Linked DNA regions of Homo sapiens: all the other regions are linked to region 3. The links are chromatin loops, found by intact Hi-C in ENCODE. Cell type or tissue: endothelial cell of umbilical vein. All regions are shown on one strand. Links, peaks and the distances in the headings refer to the core of each region. The heading gives the core; the rest is flanking DNA. Region 1 overlaps ARMH3 (armadillo like helical domain containing 3). Region 2 overlaps ARMH3 (armadillo like helical domain containing 3). Region 3 overlaps ARMH3 (armadillo like helical domain containing 3). Region 4 overlaps ARMH3 (armadillo like helical domain containing 3).

What was found. Hi-C counts contacts between places; a loop is a spot of excess contacts. Peaks named below come from ENCODE experiments on the same cell type or tissue, not always from the same donor. Only the 100,000 strongest peaks of a DNase experiment are listed, where the experiment ranks them.
Region 1: it touches region 3 in a loop (2.1-fold over the local background); 5 of 110 quality-filtered maps call a loop at or near these places.
Region 2: a loop joins it to region 3, with 2.7 times the contacts of the local background. A loop is called at or near these places in 2 of 110 quality-filtered maps.
Region 4: a loop joins it to region 3, with 2.1 times the contacts of the local background. A loop is called at or near these places in 4 of 110 quality-filtered maps.

The regions. Positions count from the first base shown.
Region 1 is chr10:101,887,127-101,891,354 of GRCh38, reverse strand. It overlaps ARMH3 (armadillo like helical domain containing 3), which reads left to right. Exons shown (of 26, transcript NM_024541.3): 24 at 1,865-1,943. Among named protein-coding and RNA genes, the nearest start is that of KCNIP2, 45 kb to the right of the region's middle. In endothelial cell of umbilical vein, for the core only: a CTCF peak has its summit at 1,541 (motif pointing left); a DNase peak (open chromatin) is centred at 1,534.
Region 2 is chr10:101,846,922-101,851,149 of GRCh38, reverse strand. ARMH3 (armadillo like helical domain containing 3) reads left to right here. Exons shown (of 26, transcript NM_024541.3): 25 at 1,258-1,374; 26 at 3,530-4,228. The coding sequence ends at 3,622. Among named protein-coding and RNA genes, the nearest start is that of KCNIP2, 5.2 kb to the right of the region's middle. In endothelial cell of umbilical vein, for the core only: no CTCF peak of the experiment used is centred there; a DNase peak (open chromatin) is centred at 2,559; H3K27ac peaks cover 1,670 bases.
Region 3 is chr10:101,936,481-101,940,708 of GRCh38, reverse strand. It overlaps ARMH3 (armadillo like helical domain containing 3), which reads left to right. Exons shown (of 26, transcript NM_024541.3): 23 at 771-846. Among named protein-coding and RNA genes, the nearest start is that of KCNIP2, 95 kb to the right of the region's middle. RefSeq lists an enhancer at 901-2,100. In endothelial cell of umbilical vein, for the core only: no CTCF peak of the experiment used is centred there; DNase peaks (open chromatin) are centred at 1,248 and 2,228; H3K27ac peaks cover 2,141 bases.
Region 4 is chr10:101,994,061-101,998,288 of GRCh38, reverse strand. ARMH3 (armadillo like helical domain containing 3) reads left to right here. Exons shown (of 26, transcript NM_024541.3): 16 at 2,934-2,992. Among named protein-coding and RNA genes, the nearest start is that of ARMH3, 60 kb to the left of the region's middle. In endothelial cell of umbilical vein, for the core only: no CTCF peak of the experiment used is centred there; a DNase peak (open chromatin) is centred at 2,428.

The DNA of each region.
Region 1 (4,228 bases), core at 510-3,009, 49 kb after region 3:
TCATGGTGGCGGGGGCCTGTAATCCCAGCTTCTTGGGAAGCTGAGGCAGAAGAATTGCTTAAACCCGGAAGGTGGAGGTTGCAGGGAGCTGAGATCGCACCATTGCACTCCAGCCTGGGCAACAAGAGCAAAACTCCGTCTCAAAAAAAAAAAAGGAAGAAAGAAAGAAACTACCAGTCAGCGTCAGGAGCAATGGCTCATGCCTGTAATCCCAGCATTTTAGGAGGTGAGGAGGGAGGACTGCCTGAGCTCAGGAGTTTGAGACCAGCCTGGGCAATCTGGCAAAACCCCATCTCTACAAAAAATACAAAAATTAGCCAGACATGGTGGCACATGCCTGTAGTCCCAGCTACTTGGGAGGCTGAAGTGGGAGGATTGCTTGAGCCAAGGAGATGGAGGCTGTAGTGAGCCATGTTTGTGCCACTGCACTCCAGCCTGGATGACAAAGTGAGACCCTGTCTCAAAAAAAAAAAAAAAAAAAATACCAGTCAGGTATCCTGTAGAATGTCCCCTGTCTGATATTTTTCTTGTGATTAGATTGAGATATTAAGTGCCCTTCTCATCAGATCATACCAAGGGTTACATGGTATCTACATGATATCACTGGCAATCTACAGCTTCATCATTTGGTTAAGGTAGTGTTTACCAGGCTTCTTTGCTATAAAGTTACTGTGTTTCCCATTTGCTACTCTAGTCTTTGGCAATAAATCACTAAATCTAGCCCACCCTCAGGAATGAGAAATAAACTTCATTTCCTATAGGGAGAAGTATCTACATATATTATTTGAAATTGTTCTATGAGAAAGATTTGTTGGCCAGCCGCTGTGGCTCATGTCTATAATCCCAGCACTTTGGGAGGTGGAGACCTGTGGATTGCTTGAGCCCAGGCTTGAGCCTGGGCGACATGGCAAAACCGTGTTTCTACCAACAAAATACAAAAATAATTAGCCGGGCATGCTGGCACATGCCTGTAGTCCCAGCTGCTAGGGAGGCTTAGGTGGGAGGATCGCTTGAGCCTGGGAGGTTAAGGATGCAGTGAGCCATGATTGTGCCACTGCATTCCAGACTTGGTAACAGAGTGACACCCTGTCTAAAATATAAATATAAATAAATATATATATATATATGAAAAAAAGAGATTTGTCTCTCTCTATGAATCATTTATATTCATATGGACTCATGTAAAACCCTGATCTAAAACCTGTGTTCTTTTTGCTACACCAGGCAAGAAATGACAAAGACCTATACCAAGGCACTGGTTTCAGGGAAATTTATTTCAGATTTCAGAGATTTTTAAGAGGTAGATTTGATAAGACTAGGTAATTTTGGATGTGACTAAGTGATGGAGAAGGGAGTGTTTTAAAATGACACTCAGCTTTTGGGTTGAATGGCCGGATATAAAATTTTGGTTTGAAACTATTTACTAACAAGTATGAAGATTGCTTCTATTTAGCCTATATGTTGTTGGCCCAGCTTTACTGAGTGCCCTGTTCTCCCAAGTCAGACAAGACAGCTTTTCTTTCTGATTGAAGCACCAGGGCCCCCTAGTGGACAGCCCTCTGGGTTCCCTTTCTCATCTGAAGGACTCAATATTTTTGTTTGGCTTTGGGTTTTTTCCGTTAGTTCATTTGCAGAGCAGAGATGCTTGATTCTATTTTCTGTCTAATAGTAAATCCTTCCCACTTCAGAGTTATCAATTCACCCCCATTTGTGACTACCTCATGTTCAATAAGAGGAAGTTACCCAGTCACAATCGGTCCCATGCTCTAGTACTCTAAACCAGAGGGTACTTGATCCTTATTTTTTAACAGATGTATCCACCTCTTCTATCTGGCACCATATTAATACGAATTCTTTGTTTCAGAGCCATCATCAACCACTTTAACCCCAAAATTGAGTCCTACGCTGCTGTGAATCACATATCCCAACTGTCAGAGGAGCAGGTAAGCCACTACTTTCCCCAGATGACCTAGTTGGTGGCTAGGATCAAGCAGTTGCCTTCTCTCTGATGGCAGGGGGATTCTGTGACTGAGCTTTTGTGGTAGTGACCAGGGCCAGGCTGCTGAGAGGAATTAGTGTGGGGTTGGTTGATAGTACTTTTAATACAGAGTGATGCTGTCTGCGTTTGTGCCATCTGAAGGGTTTGTTAATTATATAGAAGATATGTAGGTGAAAATCTGGTGAATTATTTGTTTTAGAGTGTGATAAGGCATTTCTTTTTTTAAAATTTTAGGCAGAGAGTCATTTTGATTTTTGAAAATAAGAAATGAGAACTTAGAAATGGATGAAACTGCCAATTAGAAAAACCCTGAGTTCAGCTTAATTTGAAGCTATTTGGCTCGTTAAAACATGAGCCCTCATTGGGACAGATTTTCCTTAGTAATTGAGTTCTCTTTGCCTTGAGCAATTATTTTTGAGGAGGTTTTTCTGTGGTATGGACTGAGTTAGAGATGCAGATAGCCTTGTGTCTTTGTTTTCTTTAAATCTGGCCTGATTTCCCCTTCTCCCAGAGTGCCTGCACTCAGCTCTGCATTATATAAAAGTACAGATGAGGCGTTAGCGTGGCATGGGATTGAACTTGATGTGTCAAAATGAAACTCTTGAGTCCTTTTTTAAAAAGCACTAAATAAGACATCCTATTCACATGGTTCCCTTTCCTTTTCATCCTACTCCCAAATTGGAGGGGCCAGGGTATAGACCCCAAGCCAGTAGGAAGACCATATGTGCCCTGTTCTTCCTTTTTTGCCAGTGCATCTTTGTAACCCTTGTTTGAGCTTCTTGCTGGCAGAGCCAGCCAGCCAGCTATGATTTGACCATGTGTTTCAGTGTTCCTCAAAGCTATTCAGTTCTCCCAGTGAAGCACCAAGCAAGCCTTTTTCCTAATAGACAAGCTTCTCAGTATTCCCACCAGTGGCTCTTTTCTCAGCCAGATGGATAGGACTCTATTAGTCTGTCAGTTGTTCCCTTTGACATATTTGTTCTCTTTTGTGAGCCCAGCTGTGAGAATCCATCCTCACATTTAAAACTGCTTTTATAAATGGCCTTCATTTCCTTTTTTCCTCTCTGCCTGTGGAGCTATCCTGAATCCTGTTCTTTGATGCTGTGCTGTCTGTGAGGTGCTTTGTGATGCTACCATTTTCTTGTTGGACTAGTTCACATTAATTTTACTATATCATTTTTATGCAAAATAATTCAACATCTTGAGTTTTATGCAGTAAGAGAAGGGGTGACTTTCCTACCACAGTGAGCTCTGGTTAGTCTAAAAGCTTTTTTTTTTTTTTAAAAAAAAAAAAAAGGAGACATTTACTCTGTCAGCCACGTGCAGTATTCATCCCCCAGCAGCTTGGGAAGGTCAAGCTGAAATCTTTCTCCAGCAGTAGCTGCCACAGACCAATAATAAAAATCCTTTCTGGCACACAAGGCAATCTGTGAAAGGATGATTAGCAAGCACGTGTCCTCAGCCTCCTCCAACTTCTTTCAAAGTTAAATGAAATGATGAAAGTGCCTCTCAAAAAGAGTGCGCAGGCCAGAGACGAAGCGATTTCAATGGAGAGGGATTTCATAGGAGAATGGGGAAAGGATAGCAAGATTGATTTACTTGGTCAATATGTAATTGTATACCTGCTGGGTGCGGTGGCTCACACTTGTAATCCCAGCACTTTGGGAGGCTGAGGTGGGCAGATTGCTTGAGCCCAGGAATTCAAGACCACCCTGTACCACATGGTGAAGCTGTCTCTACAAAAAAAAAAAAAAAAAAAAAAAGAGAGAGAGAGAGAAAGAAAAATTAGCCAGACGTGGTGGTGTGCACCTGTAGTCCCAGCAACTTGGGAGGCTGAGGTGGGAGCTGAGGTGAACCCAGGGAGGTTGAAGCTGCAGTAAGCTGTGATCATGCCACTGCACTCCAGCCTGGGTGACAATGAGACCCTGTCTCAAAATAATAGTAATAATAATAATTATCATTATTATTGTATACCTTCTATAATATAAGTTGTGGTGCTAAGGTAAGTGGGGATCAGTGGTGAATAATCTTAGTCATTGCTCTCATGGAGTCTTTGTGTACTCATTACCTCTTTTAATAGTCCTTTTCACTTGGGGGTTTGGAGGAGGGTGATACTATTCTGGGACCTTCTTGAGAGCCACCCTCAAAATAGTTGTTGCTTCTCTTCTCTAACTGATTTTGAAGGGTGCTAAATGACAGCATTACAGTACACTTGGTTTATTCTCAGCA
Region 2 (4,228 bases), core at 1,211-3,710, 90 kb after region 3:
GGAGAAAAACCCCACAGAATAAAGGCTCTAGCTTAGTCTTGAAAGCGTACCCTATACCCAAAGGCTGGGATGCCCTAAAGTTCAATCCAGGCACTGGATAAGAAGACTGAGTTGGCACTGAGCAATGAAAACAAGTAGCAGATGGTGCTGAGGAACATCCCAAGACTGAAGAAATGTGGTTCCCAGAACGGGAGAAGGAAGGAGACATTGGCAAAGTCTTACTCAGCAACTGTGACAGCCTGGCCAGGGAAAGCTTCAGGATAAGGCTGAGAGCACATTTGTGGTGTCAGGGATATTGGTGAGCTGAGATGCTCACTGTTCTGTAACCTCTTCTCATGCTCTTTTGCCGTACTCAGAGTAAACAGACTTGGTGGCCAGGCTGGGCTGGTCAGGAAAGGCAGGGAATAGAAGAGATGAGAAAGTCGCGGTGGGTGCAGTGGCTCACGCCTGTAATCCCAGCACTTTTGGAGGTCAAGTCTGGTGGATCAACTGAGTTCAGGAGTTAGAGACCAGCTTGGCCAACATGGAGAAATCACATCTCTACTAAAAATACAAAAATTAGCCGGGCATGATGGCACACACCTGTAATCCCAGCTACTCAGGAGGTTGAGGCATGAGAATTGCTTGAACCCAGGAGGCAGAGGTTGCAGTGAGCTGAGATTGCACCACTGCACTCCAGCCTGGGCGACAGAGTGAGACTCTGTCTCAAAAAGGAAAAAAAAAAAAAGAGAGAGAGAGAGATTAGAAAGTTGGCCAGGCTCAATGGCTCACACCCGTACTCCCAGCACTTTGGGAGGCCAAGGCAGGTGGATCACCTGAGGTCAGGAGTTCGAGACCAGCCTGGCCAACATGGCGAAACACCATCTCTACTAAAACATATAAAAAACAGCCAGGTGTGGTGATGTGCCCCTGTCGTCCCAGCTACTCGGGAGGCTGAGGCAGGAGAATCGCTTGAACCTGGGAGGCAGAGGTTGCAGTGAACTGAGATCACGTCACTGTACTCCAGCCTGAGCGACAGAGCAAGACTCAGTCTCAAAAAAAAAAAAAAAAAAAAAAAAAGAGAGAGAGAGAAAGTGGTCCCAGAAACCTGAGGCATCGCTCCCTGTAGCCAGGCTGTTTTCTGGAAGATAAGTAATAAGCAAGGTTTCTTGGGGGTGTTGTCACAGACCAAACCCAACCCAGTAGATCAGCAGAATGGGGCTCAGGGTTGTGGGATTTGCATGGCCTAAGCCCTGCCTGGCCCTTGATGTCCTCCAGGTGCTGGAGGTGGTGAGAGCCAACTATGACACGCTCACGCTGAAGCTGCAGGATGGCCTGGACCAGTATGAGCGCTACTCAGAGCAGCACAAGGAAGCTGCCTTCTTCAAAGAGCTGGTGAGTGCCCCACCGCCTCTGCCTGTGTCTTAGGGGCCCGCCCCCAGCCACTGGGTTCTGCAGTTTATCTGCAGTTTATCTGCAGATAAAACAAGACTTGAGGGGTCTGCTGGGATGGGGTATGCAACTTCTCTCCCCCATTGTACCAGGCAGTAAGAGAAGATGCTATTCGAGGTAGTATTGCCTACTTCTCCTTTGCAGCCATGGAGACAGCCCTTGCACAGCTCCAGCTGGGCCTGGGGTTTGACGTGTGTTCCCAGCAGCAGATCTGGCTCATTATTCCTTAACCTGTCCTCAGGGCAACTAATAAAAGTAATTAATTCTTCCCCTTCTTATGGAATCACGTCTTCCTAAACTCCTAACTGGCCGCTGGTCTGAGTCCCCTCCCAATCTAGTTCTCCAGTCTCCATTCCCTGCTTTCCAATCACTTAGCTTCCTGCAGCCCCCACCCTTGGGCACTTGGAGCCATGAGCATTTGCTCTGCCTCCTACTTAAGTTCCCAGTCAGTGTCTCCACAGAGCTAGCCCTATTGATGGTCCCTTTCCTGCCCTGTACTCTGAGCTGTTCTCAAGAAAAGCTCAGCCCCCCTGCAGTCCTGTAACCCTACCAGCTTGGTTTACACAAACATCCTGGCTGGGGACTGAGACCAGGACCTGCAGGCCTCTGTACCCACTTCCCCTGTCCTTAGACCTCCCTCTGCTGGGGCTGAACTTGCGTCAGCTCAGCTTTTACTTACCCCATGCCAATTGTGGTGAAGGCACTGCGTATTAGATCGTTTGTCTTGTGCTAAACACAGCCCAACTCTGATCCTGACATGACATTCCTCAGGATTTTGGACTTCCACAGGGTCAGGAAGACATGCTCTGGGGTGAGTTAGTTTGGAACACAGAAACCATTAGTGTAAAGTGATAGCAGAGTGGAACATTTTTATGGGATGGTTGGCAAGTCTTTAAGTTGATGTGGAGGAAGTTCTGGGAGCAAATGGTTAACAGAGAGCAATCTGTGAGGAGCTGGAGAGGGTTACGGGAGCGGTGTCTCGAGGCTCTGAGACACTCACCACGGCCTTACTCAGTTCTGCTCATATTTGTTCCCCTGGCACAGGGGAGCAAAGAGGGTCTGGTCCAGTTTGGAGCTAATGAGCTCAAGTTTCCTGCTGTTTGCCATGCTGCCCTTTCCTCTGCTTCCTTCCTGATGACTTCATTAAGTTTCCTATAGCATAGCAGAAATTGAAGGAAAGCTCCTGAGACTTTGGGGCCCAGGGCAGACACACTCTCCTCCTCCTTCCCCTTTTTGTTTCTCAGGCAATCTACACAGCTATTTCCTGTGGGGAAATCTCCTTGAAGAGTCTGCCAGATTCCTCTTGGAACCCTCTCAGAGTAGGGACTTGGGCCCTCTGACCCTTTCTCTACAGGCTTTTACCCTGCTGACCCAGGCAACACTGGGTTAGGGTTCTGTGGGTAGAGAGTATGTGAGGTGAGCAGTGGGCACACAGCAAGGATACGCCCCAGACTTTCCTCTCGAGTGGGCAGGCATCTTTAGAAGGAGTGCTAGACTAGGAGTTAAGAACCCTCGGCCCTGCTCCCAAGCTGGGACTCACTAGCAATGTCACCTGGCCCTGGCCATTGAAATTGGCCTCCTTGGATCCTACTCTTGCCATCTGTGCCAGAAAAGGACTGCATCTCTAAATGCTCCTTCTAACCCCAAAATGTAAATAAATCCAAAGGGAGAGTGAAGAGACTAGAAACACATCTAAAGAGAGGTGGTGCTAGAGCATGAGTCTTCTGGCCTCAGTTTCTCCTCCTCCATCAGATCACTGAGCAGCCCAGTCCCCCTTCTGCATAGCCAAAGCAGAGACAGATGTCAGCCTCAGCCCTCCTTTCTTGTCTGTGCCTGCTTCTACCTCCCCAGGAGCCCAGATGCTCTTCTTACATCCTCCAGAGTTTGTTCCTGTCCACCCCTCTTCTCTCCTTCCCTGCTGTCAAGGAACTGTTTGCTCATTTGCCTGCAGGGATAATAGCTGTTAAGGGTTCATTTCCTAAGAGAGAGACTTCTAGTGCCCCGTGTAGCAGGCACTGTCCTCTGCCGTTTAGAACTGACTCTCTCCTGTTTTCTCTCTGGCTGCGCCCTCCCACCTTCCCCAACTACCCTTTCCCAGGTTCGATCCATTAGCACCAACGTCCGGAGAAACCTGGCCTTCCACACACTCAGCCAAGAAGTCCTGCTCAAGGAGTTCTCCACTATCTCCTGAGGCCACGCCTACCTGAGCAGCCTCTGACTGCCCTTACCCATGAGGATCATGGGCTGGAGGGGGAGCGAGGGGAGAGGGGGCTGCCCCCGAGGTTGGAGAGAAACACAGATACCAAGTTCTCTTGGTGAAGACCGCACTTCAATGGAGCTTGGGCAGCAGGGGCAGGAGGGTCAAGCCAGGGATAATCTTATTTGGGGAGGAATGGGTGGGCACAGTGGGGAGAGGCCTCCAGGAATGTGGGGACTTCCAGAGTGGGCTCCCTAAACAGCCCCTCACATTTCCAATCTTGAGGTTACAAGCTGTAGCTACTGACTAATTTTCGGGAGCTGGTGAGGCAAGCCTCAGGGTAATGCCAGCACCCTGAAAGTCAGTGGCTCTGCTCGGCTTCTGAAAACAGATCAACTCTCAGATATAGCTGGAGCTACATCCTGCTTCCTTTGGGCCTGGGGCTGTGCTTGGCTTGAAATCTGTGTCCCCTGCCTGCACTGGCACTTTGTCCAGTCATCGGGACCTTTGGCTCAGATTTAGGGTAAGATAGGAATAGGGTACCTTTTTCCTTTTTTTTCTGAGACGGAGTCTCACTCTGTCGCCCAGGCTGGAATGCAG
Region 3 (4,228 bases), core at 962-3,461:
AAAAAAGGTTAATCTGTTCTCACTCATAGGTGGGAATTGAAAAATGAGAACACTTCGACACAGGGTGGGGAACATCACACACCGGGACCTGTTGTGGGGTGGAGGGATGGGGGAGGGATAGCATTAGGAGATATACCTAATGTAAATGACGAGTTATTGGGTGCAGCACACCAACATGGCACATGTATACATATGTAACAAACCTGCACGTTGTGCACATGTACCCTAGAACTTAAAGTATAATTAAAAAAAAAAAGGTTAATCCTTGATTGACACATGACCATCCTCTATGTGGATGTGTCCTGTTTGACTGAGTTTATATGTTAAGGAGTTTATGCATATACATAGAGCAGGAAGGGACATCAACTAAGCCAGCCAGTTCCACTAAATCAGCCCCCACCATTAGGGAAATGATAGATATGGCAACAAGTTTACCCTCACATCACCACCCCAGTGCAGATTGTAAATGCATGCAAAAATTAAGTTATGGAACCCGGTTAGCAGAGGGGAGGGAAAACCTAAGGCAGAGAAGGAGTAGAGTATTTTGATAGAAAGTGAAAAGAAGTTAGAGAAAAAACTGGAGTGAAAATAGTTGCGAGAATTCTATAAGCCCTTGTATTTTTATCTAAGCTGAGGATGTTTTTAACAGAAGATTGGCGCAGGCTTTGTTTGGTTATTCTGAGAGTGCTATTCTGAGATGTGTCTTCATTCCTCATGTTTGTGTTTTATGCCGGGGGTTTGACAGATCTGTGTTCTTTCCTTCTTTGCAGTCCTGAGGCTTTCTACCAATGCAGGCCAGTGGAAGGAAGCAGCTAGCAAGGTGACCCATGCATTGGTTAATATCAGGTAAGGAATGAGAAGTATCTCTTGCAGAGTTCCTTGGCTCTTCCTGAGGTTTATTGTACCTTTCTAAGTAAAGTGTGTTGAACACTACTACTATTTTAAGCCTTGATGTCTGTAGGAGTGGAAGAAAAATTGTCGTACTTGATCAAGAAAAGCAGGAGTACACGAGGCTTTTATTTTATCATATTGAAACAGCTCAAAGTGCTGGCTGTTCTGTGAATTTTTTTACTGAGAGATGGTTATAAGCCCTTTTCAGGCATGCTAGTTGCCAGAGTGTTCTCTATGTATAGGTCATCTGAAAACTTTTCTCCAAAGATTTTCAGCTTTTCTCCATGACTTCAGTGAATGATTCATGGAGATCTAGAATGTTGACCTTTTACTTTACGTGACTATTTCTATTTATGGTAAACAGAGGCAATTGGAGTCCATGGGGCTGAGTCATTTTAGGTTGCTTATGAAACAGCAAGACAATTACAGAGTGCTGTATGTATTGCATAAAGTTGTGTCAGGCATGGAGTTGGTCAGGGTCTTGAGGAGGCACCACCCATGCACAGGTGTGAGCTGTTGGTAAATGGAGAAGAGAAAGTGCTTTCACCATTGGGAAACCTAAATTCGACTTTTCTTCTGTTCGTTGCTCCCTTTGTGCCTTTGATTTTTCATTTTCTCAACAGTTATTACACTGTTCTTATAAACAATTGAAAAATTAACATTGAGTAAAAGAGGCAAACCCAACAGATGGGGAACTTGATTTAGCTCCAGATGTAAGCCTTGCCAGACATTCCTAGTAATAGTAATGCACATTTACAACTTGGTATAGATTCTAATGTGTGACAAAGCTGGTCTGTGATTTTTTTCCTATATCTTTTCTTTCTTTTTATTTAAAGGTAAAATGCCCTGTCCCTGCAGTGATTTACTACCCTGTTTGGCACATCTGGGCATAAAAGGAGAAGTGTGAAATTTGTGTGTTAAGAGGGCTGGGATGAGGGAGCATGGGGTGAGATGTGCTAACAAGATTGCAGTGAAGGTTGGTCTGCCTTACCTGTCACCAGACTCATTTTGCATCAAACACAATTTTATAAATCTCACAAATAAATGCATATCTGCACCTAGCAAATAATCCAGATACTGTGGTGAGGCCTTACGATAAATGCGATTTTCTGTAAGAATCAGGAATTACAAACTGCCTTCTCCCAAATATCTGTTTATGACCCAAGGGCAGCATGACAAATGTGGGTGTTTGAATGAAGCACCAGGTCACCAGGTTCTGGGCTAGGGTATGAAGTGCATATGGGTATAATTTATGTTGTGTTGACTCATTCATGTATTTATGTAGGCCTTCCAGGCAGCTCCTTTTCATCTGGGGCCTGTTTCCTTGATCACATTCCTTTATACTTGCCTTATCTTCTGCTTTTCCTTTCAGTGGTTTCTGGCTTGGCTGCTGTCTGTGTTCTTCCCAAGGGCCATCAAGCAGCTGATTTAAGCTTTTGACCTCTCCTTTTTCCGACAGCTAAGAAAGGACTGGGCTGAGCCTTGTTACCATGTAACTTCTTTCTTCTCTTTGCATGACTGTCAGGCATATACCTTCATTTTCATTCCTTAAATTTCTCTGATGAACTTGCTGCAATAATCACATCATTTTTACTGTTGCTAATAACCGGACTCAGTATACATCTAAAGTAGCAAAAAGATCCAGTCATGGACAGGTTCAGTGGCTCACGCCTGTAATCCTGGCCCTTTGGGAGGCAGAGGTGGGAGGATCACTTGAGCCCAGGAGTTCAAGACCAGCCTGGCCAACATAGTGAGACCCTGTCTCTAAAAAACAAAATAAACAAAGATTAGCTGGGCATGGTGGCACATGCCTGTAGTCCCAGCTACTCAGGATCCTGAGGTGGGAGGATCATTTGAGCCCAGGAGGTCAGGTTGAGGCTACAGTGAGCCAAGATCATGCCACTGCACTCCAGCCTGGGTAACAGTGAGACCCTGTCTCAAAACAAACAAATCAGTTTTCTTAAGAGATTATTGGAAAGAAGTGTTTGAATGTCACCACAGTAAGGCCAGATCAGGGAAAAATACAGGTAGTACTAAGCCTGCAAATGTTTACCCTTTTTTTTTCTGACATCTATTCTCACTTATTAAATGCCAGACTTTGTGCTACTCTTTCTTATGCTACCTTCTTTAATCTTCAAACTCTATAGGGTGTATTATGTACTTTTTAAAATATACTTTTTCCCAGTGAGGAAACTGAGTCTTAAAGATGTTGTATATTGTGGAAGGCCCCATATTTGTTCCTTGGCAAAGCTGAGAATTAATAATAGGTCTTCTTCTTCTTCTTTTTTTTTTTTTTTTGGAGACAGGGTCTGACTCTGTCGCCCAGGCTGGAGTGCAGTGGCGCGATTTCTGCTCACTGCAGCCTCCGCTTCCCAGGCTCAAGCAGTCTTCCCACCTCAGCCTCCCAAGTAGGTGGGACTATAGGCACGTGCCACCAGACCTGGCTAATTTTTGTATTTTTTTGTAGAGATGTGGTTTCACCATGTTGTCCAGGCTGGTCTCAAACTCCTGAGCTCAAATGATCCACCTGCCTTGGCCTCCCAAAGTGCTGGGACTGCAGGCATGAGCCACCATGCCCAGCCTAATCATAGGTCTTCTAAGTCCAAGTTCAGGGCTGCTCTTTCTTGCAAACCATAATGCCTCCTTCTGTAAAGCTGCATTGAAGACTTAACATGGAGGGTTAAACAGAAAACTCACCATGATGTATTGAAAGGAATATGGAAATTTGAGTTGGAAAAACTTATTTTTTTCTTTTGTCTCTACCACTTATTGTGTGACCTTGAGCAAGTTACTTAGCTTCTGTGGGCCTCTATCCACCCTCTGTAAAGTGGGGGTGCTGGTGATAGCAACTATTTCACCAGGTAGTAGTTGTGAGAATTATATAATGTAATGCATATGAAAGCTCCTAGTGAACTATAAAATACTGCTTATTTCACTTGTGTCTTCAAGGTTCATTCCTGTTGTAGCATGTGTCAGAATTCCCTTCATTTTTAGGGTGAATAATCTTCCTCTGTCTGTATGTATCACATTTTACTTATCCATTCATCCGTTGATGGACACTTGAGTTGCTTCTACTTTTTGGTTATTATAAATAATGCTGGTATGAACATGGGTATACAGATACCTGTTTGAGACCCCACTTTCACTTTTTGGGGACATATCCCCAGAGGAGGAATTGCTGTGTCATATGATAATTCTGTATTTAATTTTTTGAGAAATTGCCATAGTTTTTTTTTTTTTAGGTTTAGCATTTTGACCCTTCCTCAGAGTGTTTCCTAAGTACATCTTCATTTCTTCATTTTTCCTTTCTTTTTTTTTTTTTTTTTGAGACAGAGTC
Region 4 (4,228 bases), core at 1,150-3,649, 57 kb before region 3:
AATGGTAACCTCTTCCTTTCTCTAGAAGTATTGCAGCAACCACAGAATAGAGACACTGCATGGATGTGACCTAGAAAATGAACTTTTAGCTTTGCCGGATATAACACAGTGAACTGAGGCCCTTGGAACTCATTTTTAGCTTTAGTGATTATATAAGCTTCTTTGTCTTGGTCACTTGCCATCCATAAAATGGAAGGCAAAATTAAAGGCTGATTAATTGTAGAATGAGTGGTCTTGGCCAACAGGCAACCTAAATATGGCAAAGGGCAAGGTTAGGAATGAAGAGTTAATTTCAAAAATGACTCCTGTGTGGCTTTATTGGCCCAGCTTTCTTCCTGCCTCAGCCCCTGCTGCATGCCTTGGCTAACAGCATCTCATTATGTTTTTAGCAGCAATAGAAGCAACTTTTTCTTGGCTCTGTTTCCACCACCGCCATGAGGATATTATCTTTTTCCTTTTTCTTATATATTTATCCTTTAAACCCAAAAAGATACTTTTAATAGATATGTATAATAAGGTATAAAGTTTATAATAACTATAATAAATAGCATAACTTATAAAGTATAATAATAAAATGAACATATGTGAACCTACCACCCAACTTAAATAAAACAACATTAATGCTGTTGAAGCTACCTGTGTGTCCCTCCCCAATCACTTCTCTCCTCTCCATTCTCCAGAATTTTTTTTTTTTTTTTGAGACGGAGTCTTGCTCTGTCGCCAGGCTGGAATGCAGTGGCACGATCTCAGCTCACTGCAACCTCTGCCTCCCGGGTTCAAGCGATTCCCCTGCCTCAGCCTCCTGAGTAGCTGGAATTACAGGCTTGCGCCACCATGCCCAGCTAATTTTTTGTATTTTAGTAGAGATGGGGTTTCACCATGTTGGCCAGGATGGTCTCGATCTCCTGACCTTGTGATCCACCCGCCTCGGCCTCCCAAAGTGCTGGGATTACAGGCATGAGCCACCACGCGTGGCCCAGAATTTTGTATTTATCATTCCTTTGGTTTTGTTTGTTTGTTTGAGACAGAGTCTCACTCTGTCACCCAGGCTGGAGTGCAGTGGCATGATCTTCTCGGCTCACTGCAACCTCTGCCTTGTGGATTCAAGCGATTCTCTTGCCTCAGCCTCCTGAGTAGCTGGGATTACAGGTGCATGCCACCACGCCTGGCTGATTTTTGTATCTTTAGTAGAGAAGGGGTTTCACCATGTTGGCCAAGCTTGTCTCCAACTCCTGACCTCAGGTGATCATCCCACCTCAGCCTCCCAAAGTGCTGGGATTAGAGGTGTGAGCCACTGAGCCCAGCCCCTATTCCCTTGGGTTTTCCCCTGCTTTTAAAGCCTTTATTACTTGGGATTTTTCTGACTTTGGTGGTGTCACCTTAAAGAAGCTTCTGCTCAACCTTTATAATAGATACTAGGCAAAAAATTGTAAAAACCATGTATATCTATGCATAGACTTAAAGTTGATTCACCAAAGTCTTAACAGTTATAACATTTGGGTGGTATGATTAAATTTGATTTTCATTGTTTTGTGTGTATATGCTTTTTTAGAGTTTAAAAGACTGTCTATAATGAAATAAGCCTAGTTTTGTATTCATAAACACTTTAATTTTAAAATTAAAAAAAATTTTAAGTGGAGAGATAGCTGCAGGCTTTTCTGTGGGAGTTGCGTATCAGTTTGTGGGAGGATAGTGCCATAGAAACTGGCTAAAGGTGGGTAGAAGAGTTGTGAATCTAGTTTTCTGGAGGCAAGGGCATTACTCTTTGGCTATATCGGGGCTTTGATGAAGCTCCAGGGAGTGTCAGATAGGGATTGTCACCATTACTCTTTTTGCATTGCCTATCTCTGAGGAGATGTGAGTATATTTGTGGATTGTAATCCCCATTATGCCATCTAATTGTCAGGTTTTAATTGATAGATCCCATTTTTGAGAAAGAAGCAGGTCAATGTCAGGGTAAATAGTAATAGCTAACTTCTACAGCACTCTAATCCATTAAGAGGTCTTCTCTCTAGATTGGACTTCATTCTGGGTCCTGTTGAAGCTAATTTGAAAATCATGAGCCATTTGTCTGTTTTGGCTATGCTGGCATGATCCTCTTCTTACTTCCTTTTCACTCCTTCACCCACAGAGTTTCTGGAAAGTAACATAAGCTTGATGGGTTCTCGTACTTGGCAGTAATGGATTAGCTCTTTTTTGTCCTTTTGTGTGTGGGCTTAGAGCCCTGCTACTGAGGTTGTCTTCTTCTTTTTTAATAACTAGAATGTGAGTTGTGAGAGACCAGGGACCTTTGTCTGTTTTATTCAGTGCTATATCTCTAGTGCCTTGCACAGTGCCTGCCACATAGTAGTGCTAAGTAAATATTTGTTGAATGAGTAACTTTGACAGGAAGAAAAATGATCAAGAGTTCACAGCTTTCTAGGGCATAAGTATACAATTGCAAGGAGAAGCGTGGGCTGGACCCTAGTCTCCAGTTAATTTCTTTTTGATTTCATTGCCAGTTTGCTATGAGCAGTCATGAAATCTTTCTAGATTTTGTGGTAGGTGGTGCTTAGAGCTGGCAGATGAGAGGGTGGGTGGAAAAGGAAATGGACCTGACTATTCAAGTTCTATCAGCAAAGGGCTGATGTGAGAGTACTGGCCACTATTTGAGCCATGACAGTAGGAACCATTGTGAGTTAGATGGCTTTCAGGAAGGTGGTTAGCCATTTAACAGACTACCAGGATATTAAAAAAATAAATCTTCTGGGGGAATTCTTTTGCCTAGGAGGGAAGCAAGAATTACTATAGTAGTACCTTGATTTTCATTTATGGATTTTGTGGGAAGAGAAAGTGTGAATGTTTCCTTTTATGATATACGTCCTTGTTCTGTATTGAAACAGATGATGTAAATCTGGATGATTTACAGAGAAGAGTTTCTTTTTTCTTTACAGATGAACACAGGCTTCACAGTGGCAAACTCTGTCTGATTATCCTTACATGTATTGCAGAGGTAGGTCTCACGAGCCTTCTGCTATTAGGCAGTCTTTTACAAAGTGCTATCTTTCCCTGCCTCCCCTCACCCCATTACTGTCTCATGACATTTAGGGTCCTAAAGTTTAGGAGAGAAAATCTTCCCCCTTTGTATTATCTGTCTTCTCCCACTAGAGTGTAGTCTTCGATGAAGCCATGGATAGACAGGGTCTTGTCTGCTTCCACGCTGTTTAGCACTGTGTTTTTAAACTGTGGAGCAGTTTGTTTGTTTGTTTGTTTTGAGACGGAGTATCGCTCTGTTGCCCAGGCTGGAGTGCAGTGGCATGATCTTGGCTCACTGCAACCTCCACCTCCCAGGTTCAAGCGATCCTCGTGCCTCGGCCCCTCTAGTAGCTGGGATTACAGGCAGTGCCACCTTGCCCGGCTAATTTTTGTAATTTTAGTAGAGATGGGGTTTTGCCATGTTGGCCAGGCTGGTGTCAAACTCCTGACCTCAGGTGATCCACCCACCTCGGCCTCCCAAAGTGCTGGGATTACAGGCGTGAGCCACCATGCTCGGCAGTGGAGCAGTTTAAAAAATAAAAAAGGAGCTCAGGTTTCCTGTGATGGGGTGAAGGGGTGGATAGTAAAGCCAGAGAGGGGAATTGGAAACTCAGTAATTGCAGTTTGCCGAGGAACAAGAGCTGAGGGGAAAAAAGAAGAGATGCTTTGGCTTTTTAAGAAGCCACTTTTGGTTGGACTAATTAGGTTCAAACTCACCATGTATCTTGGTGACACACAGGCATGGCAGAACTTGAGTGAGTTTAGAGCTAAATTTATAGCTTCAACCTCCCCCTTTACTATTCCCCACTCTGCTCTTTTCTCTCTTAAGAAAAATGGTGAAGATATTCCACATGAAGTAGAGATCTCTCTCAGTCTCTCTCTCTTCATGTTCTCTGTGGAAAGATGACCTCCTTTTCACAAGATTAGGGGTGGCTGGTTATGGAAGAGCTGCTTATTAGCAGTGGGCCTGGTATAATTGCTTTTCAAAAATCTTTCTAAGAAAATCTTTAAAGGAGTTGTTTTTCACAAATTGTAACAGTTCCTTGTAATTGGAGTCTGTAGGCTTGTCAGATCTTCAGAAAAGGTATTGGGAAAGGGCCAAGGGATGTTTATTACTAATCCATGGTAAGAGGTTTTTGATTTTCTGTCAGTCTTCAGGAAAGCCCGGAATAGACAGGGTCTTGCCTGCTTCCACGCTGCCTGTGTAGCAGTT